Regions from separate parts of the Homo sapiens genome. Here region 2 is linked to region 1. The links are chromatin contacts, found by Hi-C or POLR2A ChIA-PET in ENCODE. All regions are on one chromosome and are shown on one strand. Each heading gives the region's core, a stretch centred on a gene start or an enhancer-like site at or near the end of the contact. The rest is flanking DNA. Distances are from core to core; before and after follow the strand shown. Region 1 holds the start of LINC01944 (long intergenic non-protein coding RNA 1944). Region 2 overlaps LOC105377727 (a long non-coding RNA gene).

Region 1 (6,856 bases), core at 2,315-4,814:
GGTGTGTCTGTGAGGGTGTTGCCAAAGGAGATTAACATTGGAGTCAGTGGGCTGGAAAAAGCAGACCCACTCTTTATCTGGGTGGGCACCATCTAATCAGCTGCTAGCACGGCTAGAATATAAGCAGGCAAAAAAATGCGAAAAGAGAGACTGGCCTAGCCTCCCAGCCTGTATCTTTCTCCCATGCTGGATGCTTCCTGCCCTCGAACACCGGACTCCAAGTTCTTCAGTTTTGGAACTCGGACTGGCTCTCAGCCTGCAGACGGCCTATTGTGGGACCTTATGATCACGTGAGTTAATACGTAATAAACTCCCCTTTATATGTATATCTATTCCATTAGTTCTGTCCCTCTAGAGAACCCTGACTAATACAGCGACCCTAGGAAAACAACTAGGCCTTCCTCTGCCATGCTATTATTACAATGGTGATAATAACAGAATGTGCTGCTGGGGGTTATCAGGAAGATTAAACAGGGTCATGGACGGGAAGCTCTTGGCTGATGCCTGGCACACAGCGGTTTTCAATAAACAGTGGTAATTCCATTTTAGGTGGAATTTGCTTTCTTTCTTTTTTTTGAGATGGAGTCACGCTCTGTCGCCAGGCTGGAGTGCAGTGGCGCGATCTCGGCTCACTGCAACCTCCGCCTCCCAGATTTTCCTGCCTCAGCCTCCCGAGTAGCTGGGACTACAGGCGTGTGCCACCATGCCCAGCTAATTTTTGTATTTTTAGTAGAGACGGGGTTTCAGGCTGGTCTCGTTCTCCTGACCTCATGATCCGCCCGCCTCAGCCTCCCAAAGTGCTGGATTACAGGCATGAGCCACTGCGCCTGGCTGGAATTTGCTTTCAATATTTAGGATATTTAGCTTCCTCTTTAATCATCCAAGTCATCTCACTGTTAAAAAAGAATTTTCTTTTTTGCCTTCTTGCAATGAATCAGAGCCCTGAATGAAGGCAGGGAGAAGGCAAAAAGTATTTCTTTTCAGATCAAGGTTCCCCTTTCCTAGGATGCCTTGGGCTGGGGCGTGACTAATCCTTCTCTAAACAAGTCCATGGCCATGTCCTCTCTTGGGAGAGTGGCTGAGAGCTCAGGCCCTGATGCCAGGTGAGTTTGAATCTGGTTCCAGCTGTGTGGCCATGGGCAAGCCACTTCGCCTCTCTGAGCCTAAGGACAGTATGTACAGCATGGTACTGTTGAGGTGTTATATACAGTGAGATCTACAAAGCTTATCTAGGCACATATTCAGCAGTTGTAAACTATTAGCAACAATTCGTCATTCACTGAATAGATATTTATTGAGCACCTAGAATCTGCCACATGTTGGACTTTACACCACAGACATAGCACTTCATTCAAAAACAGACCCAACAATAAGTAAACAAATACAGACATAGATATGTCAGGGTGCTGAGCACCATGAAGAAACATAAAGCAGGGGAAGGGATAGCGTACGATGGGGGCATGGGTTGGGGTATTTAACTAGGACACTGCAGGAAGTCCTATTGCAAATGGGCTGTTTGAGCAGAGCCCTGAATGAAGGCGGGAGAAGGGAGCCTGTCTGTGATGTCTCCTGACCAGGGTCTGGTGGCGGCAGAGACTGGGACTGCAGCCCCGCATTGGCAGCAGGTCTTCCACGATGGGGTGTTCCTCCCAGCTCCCCCCCTCCCTCCTCCTGCTTCTGCTCCCTTTTGGCAACCCCAAGAGGCTGAGAATGTCCTTGGCCACGCTGCTCCCTGGGGCCAGGGCTGTCTCCCCAAGAAGGAGTCCAGTCTTCCCTGTGGAGCTCATGACAGTATTCCCTGGGAACACAAGCCGCGCAGAGGAGACGCCCCGGGAGTTAACAAAGGCACTGAACTATTTAGCTTAATCTCTGACTTCTCTCTCTTGACCTCTCCTCCAACCAAGTAGATAAATGGCCTCGCTCTGTTCAGTGCTTGGCTCGGGTCACAATAAATCAGCTGGCTGTGTATGCATGCACGCTTACTCTCCCAAGCTGAGGCCAGCCTTCCTGTGATAAACCACCAGTATTTATTCCAGTCTGTCCTGTGTGTGTCCTGGAAACAGAAATAATTTGGGGTTGGGGTGTGTTTTCAGGTTCATGCTCTGCTCTTCTTATCCCACAGAGTTTGACAGAGCTAAGCCAAGCCAGAGTTACGCTGACACACAAAAATGACACAGGCTAAATCACAAACCCTGCAAAGGCTGCTGAGTTTCATCATCCCCGTCCCAAAGGCAAGCCCCTCTTCCCTTGAGTAAGGATACCTAATGTGTGTCAGGGGATTCACCAGATGCAGACAGGAACCAAGCCCCATCCTGCCCTAGAAGAGCCTGCAGGCCGGTGAGGAGGGCAGACAACTTTCACCCAGGACAAAAGTTGCTAAGAGAATAAAGAGACATCACATTTTCTTGAGTACTCACTATGCACCAGGAGTTGTTCCAAGATCCCAATTAGCAGTAACGCATTTAAACCTCAGAGCAGCTCAACATGGTAGAGGTGTGTTCCCATCCACAGCACTGCACTGACACCAGACAGCCTGGGAGGGCTGTGGGAGCCAGACTGGGTATGACTCTGTGGCCTGGGGTCAGATGTCTGCAGCTTCCCAGAGAAGAACACACTTGATTGAGCCTTGTTGGGGTGAAGAAGCACCTGACAAGTGGAAAATAATTCCAGGCAGAAGGACCAGTGTGGGCCAAGAAAGGCACATGTGGTCCTGTGGTGTACTCTCAACCACCCAGGTCCTATTATCGTGCCCATTTTCAGAGATCAGTGAGGTTGAGCAAGTTGCCCAGGGACACACAGGAGACTGTTCAGATTTTCACTCCTGGTCACCAACTACTGGGTCTACTGCCTCCAGACAATGCAGGTCACAGGGGCACATCATATGGGACCTCCTGGAGGGCTCGTTCTCATCTCAGATGTCAGGAGGCACGGCCCAGAACGTGCAGGGCCCTGAGATCTGTGCTCAGCGGCTTGGACTGGAGGCTGAGTAGACCAGTTGTGAGCAGGCTCTGGAGGCTATGGCCCCAGCAGCCCTAGTGGCTTAGCAGGAAGACCACAGCCTGCACCAGCCACTCACTTCCAGACCCCACACCAGAGGCCCCTGAAAGGGGGCAGGATGTGCCTCTGGACTTGCAGACACCCACCCCCCATGACAGTCCTCCAGGGGCCCATCAATCCCCACAGCCTTTCCTTCTTCTTCAAGGGCCTCCGCCCTAGAGAGGGACTTTTTCGTGAGAAAACAGAGGTGCCTTACCCCACCCAGTTCCCCTTCCACACTGGGAAGGCAGGGCTCGGAAGGCAGGGCTCAGACCGCAGGGAGGGATGGAGAAGGGGGAGCTCGGAGGCTGCTGGAATGAACTGGGCTGGGGGTGGGAGGCATTTCTGTAAAGGAGGACTCGAGGCCTCCAGGGGCTGGGGCGGGAGGCAGTCAGGCTGCTCGAGATTCTGGCCACTTGGCGCAGTCATATTTCAGAGCCTCGGCTTCCTCACCTGTAACCTGGGGACAGTGGTCGTTCCTTGAGGCACGCCAGGAGGGGAGAATGAAGCGGAATATGGAAAGGGCCTCCCCTTTAGTAGCTGTTCCCGGCACAAGGAGTTTGGGTGGTGGGTCCCCGGGAGGACCTATTTATTGTTAGTATGAGCCATGACGGCAATCATCTAGCAATGCCTGCTGCGGCACGAGACCAGAATGGCGGACACGGTGGAGAAAGGCAGCCCTGGTTGAACTCAGCCGCACGGGGCTGTTTTCCTTCTGCTGGTGGCTGCGGCTGGGGGGTGGAGGGGGCGGGTGGGGGCTGAGCTCAGCTCTTAGCTGGAGATGTCTCAGCATCTGATGTGACACTGCTGTTGTTTTTGGCTTCACATCCAAGACTCTTTCGCGGCTAATTACTCACTGTCTTGGGAGACTGGCCCAGGAACCTGAGAAAGGAGAGAGGAGAGAGAGTGCCGGTTTCTGTTTTGCAACCAGTTAAGGAGGCAGCAGTGCTGGGACCCATGGACCTGGCTGGAAGGAATAAAGTCTTTTGCACGCTCTCAGCTTTATTGAGATATAATCCACGTACAATAAAATTCACAGTTTGGATAAACCTACTAAAAACCTACAAAACCCACAAAACCAAAAAATCATCACCCCCCCCCATCAAGATTTAGAATCTCTCCAATAACATTTCCTCTTGCCCCATCTGTCAATACCCACTCTGCCCTAACTAATCACTAATCTGCCTTCTGTCACTATGTGTTGGTTTCACCTTTTCTAAAATTTTATATGGATGAAATCACCTAGGATGGACTCTTTGGCATCAGGCTATTTTCATGCCACGAAATGTTTCTGAGATTCACCTACATTGCTGAGTGAATCACAGGTCCATTCCTTTTTTTTTTTTTCTTTCGAGATGGAGTCTTGCTTTGTCGCCCAGTCTGGAGTGCAGTGGCGCGATCTCGACTCACTGCAACCTCCGCCTCCCAGGTTCAAGCAATTCTCCTGCCTCAGCCTCCCGAGTCGCTGGGATTATAGGGACCCACCACCACGCCTGGCTAATTTTTGTATTTTTAGTAGCTGGGATGACAGGCGTGCACCCCTACACGCGGTTAATTTTTGTATTCTTAGTAGAGATAGGGTTTCACCATATTGGCCAGGCTGGTCTCGAACTCCCAACCTCAAGTGATCCACCCCCCCCGGGCCTCCCAAAGTGCTGAGATAACAGGCGTGAGCCATCACACCCGGCCGGGTCCATTCCTTTTTAGTGCCAAGTTGTATTGCATTTATGTGGACACGACACAATTAATTTACTCATTCATTTACTAATAACCATTTTAGGTTGTTTCCAGTCTTTGGGTGAACATATGCTCTCATTTCTCTTGAGTAAATACCAGGAGAGTAAATATCAGTGGAGTTATTAGTGCATATTATAAATGTATGTTTAGTTTTATAAGGAACTTCCAGTCTTTTCCCAAAGAGGCTGTACATTTTACACTCCCATCAGCAATGTCTAAGAGTTCTAGTTACTCCATATCCTTGCCATCACTTGATATTGGAAATCTTTTAAATTTTAGCCATGTTGTTAGTAGGGGTTAGTAGGTATCTTACTGTGGTTTCAATTTGCATTTCTCCGGTGATTAATAATGTTAAGTATCTTTTCACAGGCTTGCATCTCATATGGGATTTTGAAAATGAAATGTGGGGAGTCTTGAACCAAGGCCTTGACACTCCCATGAGAAGACCTTGGAAATTTGGGAGGGGATTAGAGGATCATGTGCCATTATCCCTACCTCTCCTAACCTAACTTTTAAAACTGGAATGGTTTATTACATGAGTAATATACATAAATGTATTCATCTTGCAAGAATAGGAAAAATGTCTTATGTAAGACTTGAGACTCCCATGAATGCACTGAGGGATCCCTTTATAACCCCTTGTTTCTTCTCAGAGATCCTTCTTTATTTTTAGTTTTTTGAGACAAGGTCTTGCTTTATGGCCTAAGCTGGAGTGCAGTGGTGCGATCACAGCTCACTGCAACTTCCAGCTCCCAGGCTCAAGTGATCCTCCCACCTCAGCCTCCCAAGCAGTTGGGACCACAGATGCGTGCCCCATGTCCAACTAATTTAATTTTTTTTTTTTGTGGAGACAGGGTTTTGCCATGTTGCCCAGGCTAGTCTTGAACTCCTGAGCTCAAGCGATCTGCCTGATTCAGCCTTCCAACATGCTGGGATTACAGGCGTGAGCTACCACGCCCAGCCCCTTCTTTATATTTGCAGACATGTCCCCCCCATCACAAATATCCAGTATATGTTTTTATGGGTGTGTTCTTACATGCATGATAAAATGCTGTACAAATCATTCTTCAGCTTGCTTTTCCCAATCATCAAACTCTCTTAGAGGTCTTGCCATGTCAGTACATGTTGATCTGCCTTGTTCTTTTTGTTGGTTAGAATTCCATTGTAAGGATGAATCATAGTTTATGAATCAATTTTCCTACTGCTGGATACTTAGGTTTGCTCGTGGTGTTTTGTTGTTGCAGTGGTGCAACAAACATCCTTGTCCTTGCTTTCTTTGCTGATATGTGTGTGTTTCTCAAGGCAGATTCCAAGGAGTGGAACCATCAAGGTTTTGTATCAGTTATCTATTGCCACAACAATACTGTGTAACAAACAACTCAAGATTTAATGGCTTAAAACAACAATCGTTTATTCTCATCAGTCAACTGGTTGTTGGTTGGGTAGTTCTGCTGATCTGACCTCAGCTTAACTGATCACAGCTGAGTGTTACTTATGTGTTCAGGGCTGGCTGGCGGGTCAGCTGGGGGCTGGCTGGTCTTGGATGGTCTTAGCTGGGAAACTCATCTCTGCTTTATGTGGCCTCTCTTCCTCAATCAGACTGGCTTGGGTTCATTCCCGTGGTGGGGACAGGGGCCTGAGAGAGAGTGGAATTACTCAGGGCTTCTTGAAGTCTGGGCTTAGAACTGGCTCACCATCACTCATGCTCCATTCTATCAGCCAAAGCAGATCAGGAGACCCCACAGATTCAACAGATGGGAAAATAAAATCCACTACAGTCTGCCTCCTGGGCTCAAGTGATCCTCCCACCCCAACCTCCTGAGTAGCTGGGACTACAGGTGTTCACCACCACGCTTGGCTAATTTGTAAATTTTTTTGTAGAATGGAAGTCTCATTATTGCTCAGACTGGAAAACTCACTTCTTGATAGGAAGAGTGGCAAGTCACATTGCAAAGGGTATGAACACAGGGAGGGGAGGAATTGGGGCCATTTTTTGCAGTCTACTATGGTTTTTGAATATGTACATTTTCCATTTTATTGGATATGCCGAATTGCTCTCCTAAATGGTTGGTTCAGTCTACAC
Region 2 (6,856 bases), core at 1,109-3,608, 34 kb before region 1:
TATCACATGACTCTTATTCCCAGCTGACTCATCCACTGCAAGCTTGGGATCCTGGACTCCACAGCATGTAGAACTAAAGGTGCTTAGGCCAATTTCCCCTCTAGTGCATTGAACAAGGGAGGTCTCAATACCTGAATTGCAGGAGCAATTAGGATAATATAATCTCAGGCTATTTCTATAGTTAGGTTGGCTCAGAGTGGGGTTTCAGTAGGAATAGGGTTTTCCAACAGTGGCTTCAGCTCGGTACCCCAAAGCTGATCTTTTCCCTTATCTCCTGTGTCTGATTTGGCCACATCTGCAGCTGGTTGCGGAGTCTGCATAAGTGAGTGCTTCCACTCAGACCATCTGATGCTTCAAGTGGCAAAAGTAGAAAGTGCTGGTGACATTTTACTTGACGTAGTGATTCTTTTTTTTTTTTTTTTTTTCGAGACGGAGTCTTGCTCTGTCGCCCAGGCTGGAGGGCAGTGGCGCCATCTCGGCTCACTGCAAGCTCCGCCTCCCGGGTTCACGCCATTCTCCTGCCTCAGCGTCTCCGAGAGGCTGGGACTACAGGCACCCGCCACCATGCCCGGCTAATTTTTTGTATTTTTAGTAGATACGGGGTTTCACCGTGGTCTCGATCTCCTGACCTCGTGATCCGCCCGCCTCGGCCTCCCAAAGTGCTGGGATTACAAGCGTGAGCCGCCGTGCCTGGCCGACGTAGTGATTCTTACAGGGTGAAAGTGATGCATGGCTTCCCTCCCTCCTGCTCTCCTGCATTATCTCCTTTCTTCCTGCCCTCTCTTCTTTTTTTACTCTTGATTAGCATTAGGATCTTAGTTGCATATTTGCAACTGTTATTACAGAAATCAATCTGGACTTGTGCAAAAAAAGGGTTTATTGCAAGGATCCTGGCTTGGCAGCTTGTAGAAGGACTGAGGGAGAGGCTGGTGAGCCAAGGACACACAGAGACGTCATCCTCAGATCTGATTAGAACACTGCTACTGCTGTCCTGGCTGCCACTGGCCACTGGTCCACTGGACTTGCAACTCCATTCTGCTGCAGCCCAGTACTCAAGGTCCCAGATGCCACCAACTCTGTGATGAAATAGGAAGGATTTCTGCTTCTTTCTGTCTTGCATACATGTTTGTGTCCCAGATGGAGTCACTGGACAGGCTGGCTGAATTTCAGGGGCCAGGAAAACATATGTCTGGCCTGTTCGGCTTCCGTAGAGAGAGGTGGTGCTCAATAGGACTTACACAGTGGCTGTTTCTTCAAACCCAGGAAGGGGCTCTGATGTTGGGCGCACAAAAAAGTGATGAGCACAGACTGCAGTGTCGTACTTCCAGTGCTGGGCACCGAGGGTGAGAGGAGAGTCAGGCACAGCCCTTGCCACCAGATGGGATACAGATGCATGATAAATTGCAACATGGGGATCAAAGGGCCACCAAGTTAGCACAAAGGACAGGGAATCCAGCCTCAGTTTCCCCATCTGTAAAATGAGAGTAGTAGTCATAGTGCTTGTCTCCTATGGCTGTTGTGAGGAATAAAAATAGTATATGTAAATTACCTTCTATTGCACGGGCATGTGTGGGGCACTGGACTAATGGCAGGTGTTGGCATTAAAGAGGCAGTTCAGCACAGTGGTCGGGAATGTTGTCATTCTCGCTTTGGGGCCCCATGGCCCTTCTTCAGGTACAGAATAGTGAAGTGGTAAAGACCATAGGCTCTGGAGCCAGATTGAAACCCAGTTCTCACTCATACTAGTTAGGGGGCTTTGGCTGACTTACTTTAAGTGGCCACACCTCAGTTTCCCTATCTGTAACCTGGGAGTGGTCATGATATCTCATACAGCTGCTGTGAGGATTACACAAGTAATAGCTTTAAAAGGTCTCTGGGGCTGGGCACGGTGGCTCACGCCTGTAATCCCAGCACTTTGGGAGGCAGAGGCGGGTGGATCACGAAGTCAGGAATTCAAGACTAGCCTGACCAATATGGTGAAACCCCATCTCTACTAAAAATACAAAAATTAGCCAGGTGTGGTGCTGCACGCCTGTAGTCCCAGCTACTTGGGAGGCTGAGGCAGGAGAATCGCTTGAACCTGGGAAGTGGAGGTTGCAGTGAGCCGAGATCGTGCCGCTGCACTCCAGCCCGGGCAACAGAACGAGACTCCTTCCCAAAAAAAAAAAAAAAAAAAGTCTCTGAATAGTGCCTGGCATGTGGTTACAATCTTAAATAAATGCTAGTAATTTTTATTTTTCAGAGACCTATTGTGGGCACAAAGCCCTGACAAACTCCAGACAGCCCTGTTTTGGATGGAGACAACAATCGCACATGACAACTAAAGAGGAGTAAGGCATGGAGCTAGTGAAGGCTTAGCGTGCTGTTCTGACTCTGTGTCAGCAGCCTCAAGCCTCCGGGGCACAGCCCATGTGTGTCTGCAGCCTCCCAGATGCCGCCAGCTCCCACCAAGTTCCTACTGATCCCCTACCAGCCTGTTCCGCACCCAAGCCTTCCATCTTGGTTTGGCCTTATCACAATTTTCACAGCACACCTGTCTTGCTCAAGATTCTCAGGATTTTGAACTCCACCAAAGACTTGAGGGGTAATAGAGTCAAGTGCCATCTGGCCCTCTGCCATCTTGCTCAATCCCATTCCCCAGACTGCCCCGGGCTCTTTCCTTGTTAGTTGTAGGGCAATGTGGTCTAATCTTTCTTTCCAAGTCTTTTCTTGGGAGCAGCCTTGTCATCTAGTCTGCCTTCTCCTTACTCTGGGACAGTGGTTCTCAATCAGGGATGATTTTGTATTCCAGGGACATTTGGCAGTGTCCAGAAACGTTTTTTATTGTCACAATGGGGGCTGGAGTTAGGGAAGTGCCACTGGTATTTGCAGGTAGAAATTGGGGATCTGCTAAACATCCTATAATATGCACAGGGCAGTCTCCTACGAGGAAGAATTTTCCAATCCCAAGGCTAAGAAGCCGCTTTCTAGGAACCGTGCTGAATGAAATGGTCTATATCTTGTTACAGTACAAAAGTATAAAGAGGAAGGCAAAAATGCCCCCCAGTCGTACTATCCAGAGACAACTAGTCTTCATTTTGGTATCATCCCTCCAATCTGCATATTTACATGTAGATTTAGAGATGTGCATAATTTGACAGAAACATGCTCATGCTATATGTGCTATTTTGCAACCCATTTTTTTTTTCACTCAACAACATATGATGGGTATCTTCCACTGTCAACAAAAGTAAATTTGCAACATCTTTTTTAGAAGGCCGCATGGCATTCCATAGTAGGGATGTAACACTTCATTTAGACAATCCCTTATTGATGGATATTTAGATCATTTCCAGTATTTTGCTGTTATAAACAACACTGTGATGAATATCCTTGTATATACATCTTAGTGCACTTGTCTGAGTAAATCCTTAAGATAAATTCTAAGAGTGGAATTGCTGGCCAAAGAATAACATGCCCTTTTTGGACTTTGGATACTCAATGCGGAACTGCCACTTTAAGGCATATTAACTTACACAACTCCAGCAGGGCACTGGGGTACCTATCTCTCTGCTCCTTCTTCCACCCTGGATATTATAAATAGTCTTAATCTGCAAAAGCAATTGTTTAAAGCATTAGCAGGGAAGAGCCAGGAATGCTCAAAGCTAAGTGTCTGTGTTTCTCTTTGGCTGTTGAAATCCTGGGATTTGAGGTATCCCTTCTGGAGCCTGATTTTATTTTCTCTCCCTGAGCCCCGCTCCCTTTGTGGACTCCTCAGCCAGGCCAGGGCAGATAAGAGGAATTTGGTGAACAGACTGGGGGCTCCACTTTGGGGCTGCTGCTTCCCGGTCCTGTGGTCCTCTCTGCGTGGCTGAGAACTCTCCTGTCTTCCTCGGTGGCTGCTCTGCTCCCTGGTAGTGAAGGAATCAGGGGTGTGTTCCCGCTGGGGCCACCTCTGTCTATGGCTTTAACCATCTCTATCTATGGGGCCATCTCAATCTATGTATGGCCTTAACCATGACCATCTCTATCTATGGGGCCATTTCTATCGATGGCCTTAACCATCTCTATCTGTGGGGCCATCTCTATCTATGGGGCCATCTCTATCCATGGCCTTAACCATCTCTATCTATGGGGCCATCTCTATCCATGGCCTTAACCATCTCTATCTGTGGGGCCATCTCGATCTATGGCCTTAACCATCTCTATCTGTGGGGCCATCTCTATCCATGGCCTTAAACATCTCTATCTATGGGGCCATCTCTATCTATGGCCTTAACCATCTCTACCTATGGGGCCCCATCTCGATCTATGGCCTTAACCTGAAGCCTCCCCTGTTCCTTGTGCTCAGCAGGGCTGCTCCCTTTTCCTGGTGAAGTCTTACATAATACTAGCTCATACGGACACAGTGGTTTCAAGCTTACAGTGTGTGGGGTTTCTTTTGTTCCTGGTTTCCATGATTCCTCCCAAGAGCCACACGAAGTGGTTATGATTCTTGCCCTTATTTTTCTCAATACAGTAACTGAGGCTCAGAGAGAGGAAATGCTTGGCCTAGTCCCACTGCAGGTGAGCAGTAGGGCAGGTGGGATTTGAACTTACACCTTCTGTTTTAAAACGTACCCAGGATTTGTCTAAATTAGGTATGGTAAGACCCACGACTGTCACGAAGGACGAAGTGTTTATACTTACACAACTTCCAGCAGGGCACCGGAGTACCTATCTCTCCGCCCCTTCCTCCACACGGGATATTATAAATTGTCTTAATTTGCAAAAGCAATTGTTTAAAGCATTCTAGGTCCCTAGAAACAGGAGGCATCGCACGCCGTGCAAGGCCACATGGGGAAGCGCCAAGGTTCAGCAGGAGGTAGAAGGAGTGAGGGAAGGGGTTGTCCAAAAGTATTGATTGTGGTTTCCATGGGAAAAAATGGGTGAGACAGGTTAAGCAGGTTTAGGACTGGCCGGTTTGAATAATTTCAGTGGGCTCCCAGGTGTAGGGACTGCCTCTCATAGTCTGATACTCGGCCCTGGATTGATTAGGGCAGGAGGATATGGGAAGAAGGGGCTTGATATGGGAAGAGTTTGATGGGTAGTTGGAAAAAAGATAAAGTCCAGTTGGGCTAAATTGATTGACATGCATATGGAAGGGACGCTTGTAAGGAAGGCACACTTGTTTGCTATTTCTAAAAACTGGCTAGCCCTGGGAAGGGCAGTCTCTCCTCCCTCAGTGGGGCCACAGATGCCAGAGCATCAAGCATACAGAAAATAAGAAAATACACACCTCCCAACTCTGTGGTGCTGGGCTGAACCTGTCTCAGGTCAGCCTGTGCACTTTTCTGCTCCCCACACCCATTCTGTGTGTCTGGGATAGCTTTCCTAGAGAGAAACCTTCTCTCCAAATGACCTCCACATATTGAGAGTCTCCTGGGGTGTAACGCATCAGTGTGCTATTTTGCTTCATCCTGGTAATGACTCTGGAAGGAAGCAGTCATTATTCCTGTTTTTCCGGTGAGTTCTGAAGAGGGGAAGTGGTTGGATCCAGGGCACGCAACTGAGCTGGACCAGGTGTCCTCACTCCAGGGCTTCTGCTCAAAGAGAAGGAGCTTGCAACGAATGCTTGTTTCATATGGAATAGGAAAGAGGGGAAGGTATTTAAGAAAGTTACCCTGCACATTTATCACACCTGCTGGTAGAGGAGCTGGTTTTAGCTGATGGAACTTCTTGCTGTTTGGCTTTGAGGTTCTCACAAAAGTTTGTAGAGAGGCTGCTTGGTTTGTCCCTGGTCTTGTCCACTCCTCCAGCCCTGTCCCCCCTCAAGCCCATGCCTGATATCTTCCCTTTCTCCTAAATTTATCTGTCCAGTGTTCTGCCATTTCAGGAGCTTGTGTCAGTAGGAGCCAACTGATGTGAGGTTGTTTGCAAGGAACAGAAACCAAACTCAAATGGGATTACGCCAAAAGATATTATTGGCTCCTCATAGCCAGTCTGAGGAAAGGCTGGGAATGGAGCTGGTCTTAGGGCCTCATGTGCCACTCGCTACTCCCAGCTTTGCCCTTTTCTCTGGCTTTGGCTCTAGCTCTGGGCTCTGTGGCTTCATACCCTTCCAGGTCCATGGCCCAAGGGACAAGAAGAGTTTCTCCTGCAAATCTTGTCAGAAAAAAAATCCCAGAGAAGATCTCTGATTGGCCCGCTTTGGGTCACATGTCCTTCTCTGGACCAGTCAGTGGCCAGGGGAATGGAATGCTAAGATTGGTCCAGACTGAATCACGTGCTGCCTTTATGGGAAACGGGGCTAAGATTTGTTACCAGGAGAAGAAGTTCCTGGGGGAATATTTTGGACAATTGAAGAAAATATGCTTTTGACTGTCTTGTCAAGTAACATGTTCACACTTTCACAAGGGACTTCTGAGGATAGAATGCCCTAATGCAAGGAGATGGAATGGTGGGAATTTCAGGCACTATGACAGGAATTTAATGGAAATATTTTTGGCTTAGGAGAAACTTGGCTTCTAAGCTTGAAAATGACTCCATCTTTTTTTTTTTTTTTTTTTTTTTTTTTGCCAGCAGTGCCCCACCAGCAAATTCCCAGAGTGAAAACTAGTATGTATATACTGTATTTTAGAATGGTGTGGGAGTTTATGTTTCTGAAATTAGAATGCATCTTATAATTGAAGTGCATATTTAATGTGTTACCAGGCAATAGACTGTATTAGTTAAAAATGAGAGATCTTTCATTGGATGAATTTAGTTCAAATCTTGGTTCTACCAGTTCCAAGCTGTAGAAAAGTTAAATCAAATGACTTAACTTTGCAGCAACCTCCATTTTGTGTATGCAACATGGTGCTGGTAATAATATCTACCTCACCTAGTTATTGTGAGG

The links. Hi-C counts contacts between places; a loop is a spot of excess contacts on that map. ChIA-PET counts read pairs that join two places held with the same protein, here RNA polymerase II (POLR2A). Pooled maps may share reads with other maps.
Region 2: a map of transverse colon shows a loop between it and region 1 (2.8-fold over the local background). The contact joins the enhancer-like site here to the promoter of LINC01944 in region 1. A Hi-C loop is called at or near these places in 2 of 168 maps with a recorded cell type or tissue (sigmoid colon and transverse colon) and 4 of 50 pooled maps. POLR2A ChIA-PET finds 5 or more read pairs at or near these places in 2 of 52 experiments (MCF 10A and OCI-LY7).

The regions. Positions count from the first base shown.
Region 1 is chr5:172,555,450-172,562,305 of GRCh38, forward strand. It overlaps LINC01944 (long intergenic non-protein coding RNA 1944), which reads right to left and starts at 3,565. Exons shown (of 3, transcript NR_146726.1): 1 at 3,490-3,565; 2 at 2,418-2,646; 3 at 1,276-2,053.
Region 2 is chr5:172,522,352-172,529,207 of GRCh38, forward strand. All of the region lies in intron 1 of LOC105377727 (a long non-coding RNA gene), which reads left to right. Among named protein-coding and RNA genes, the nearest start is that of LINC01944, 33 kb to the right of the region's middle. Within about 2 kb of position 2,359, at least 3 of the 41 ENCODE cell types and tissues checked have a DNase peak (open chromatin) inside an H3K27ac peak, as active enhancers do; they include transverse colon, where a contact is called at or near this core.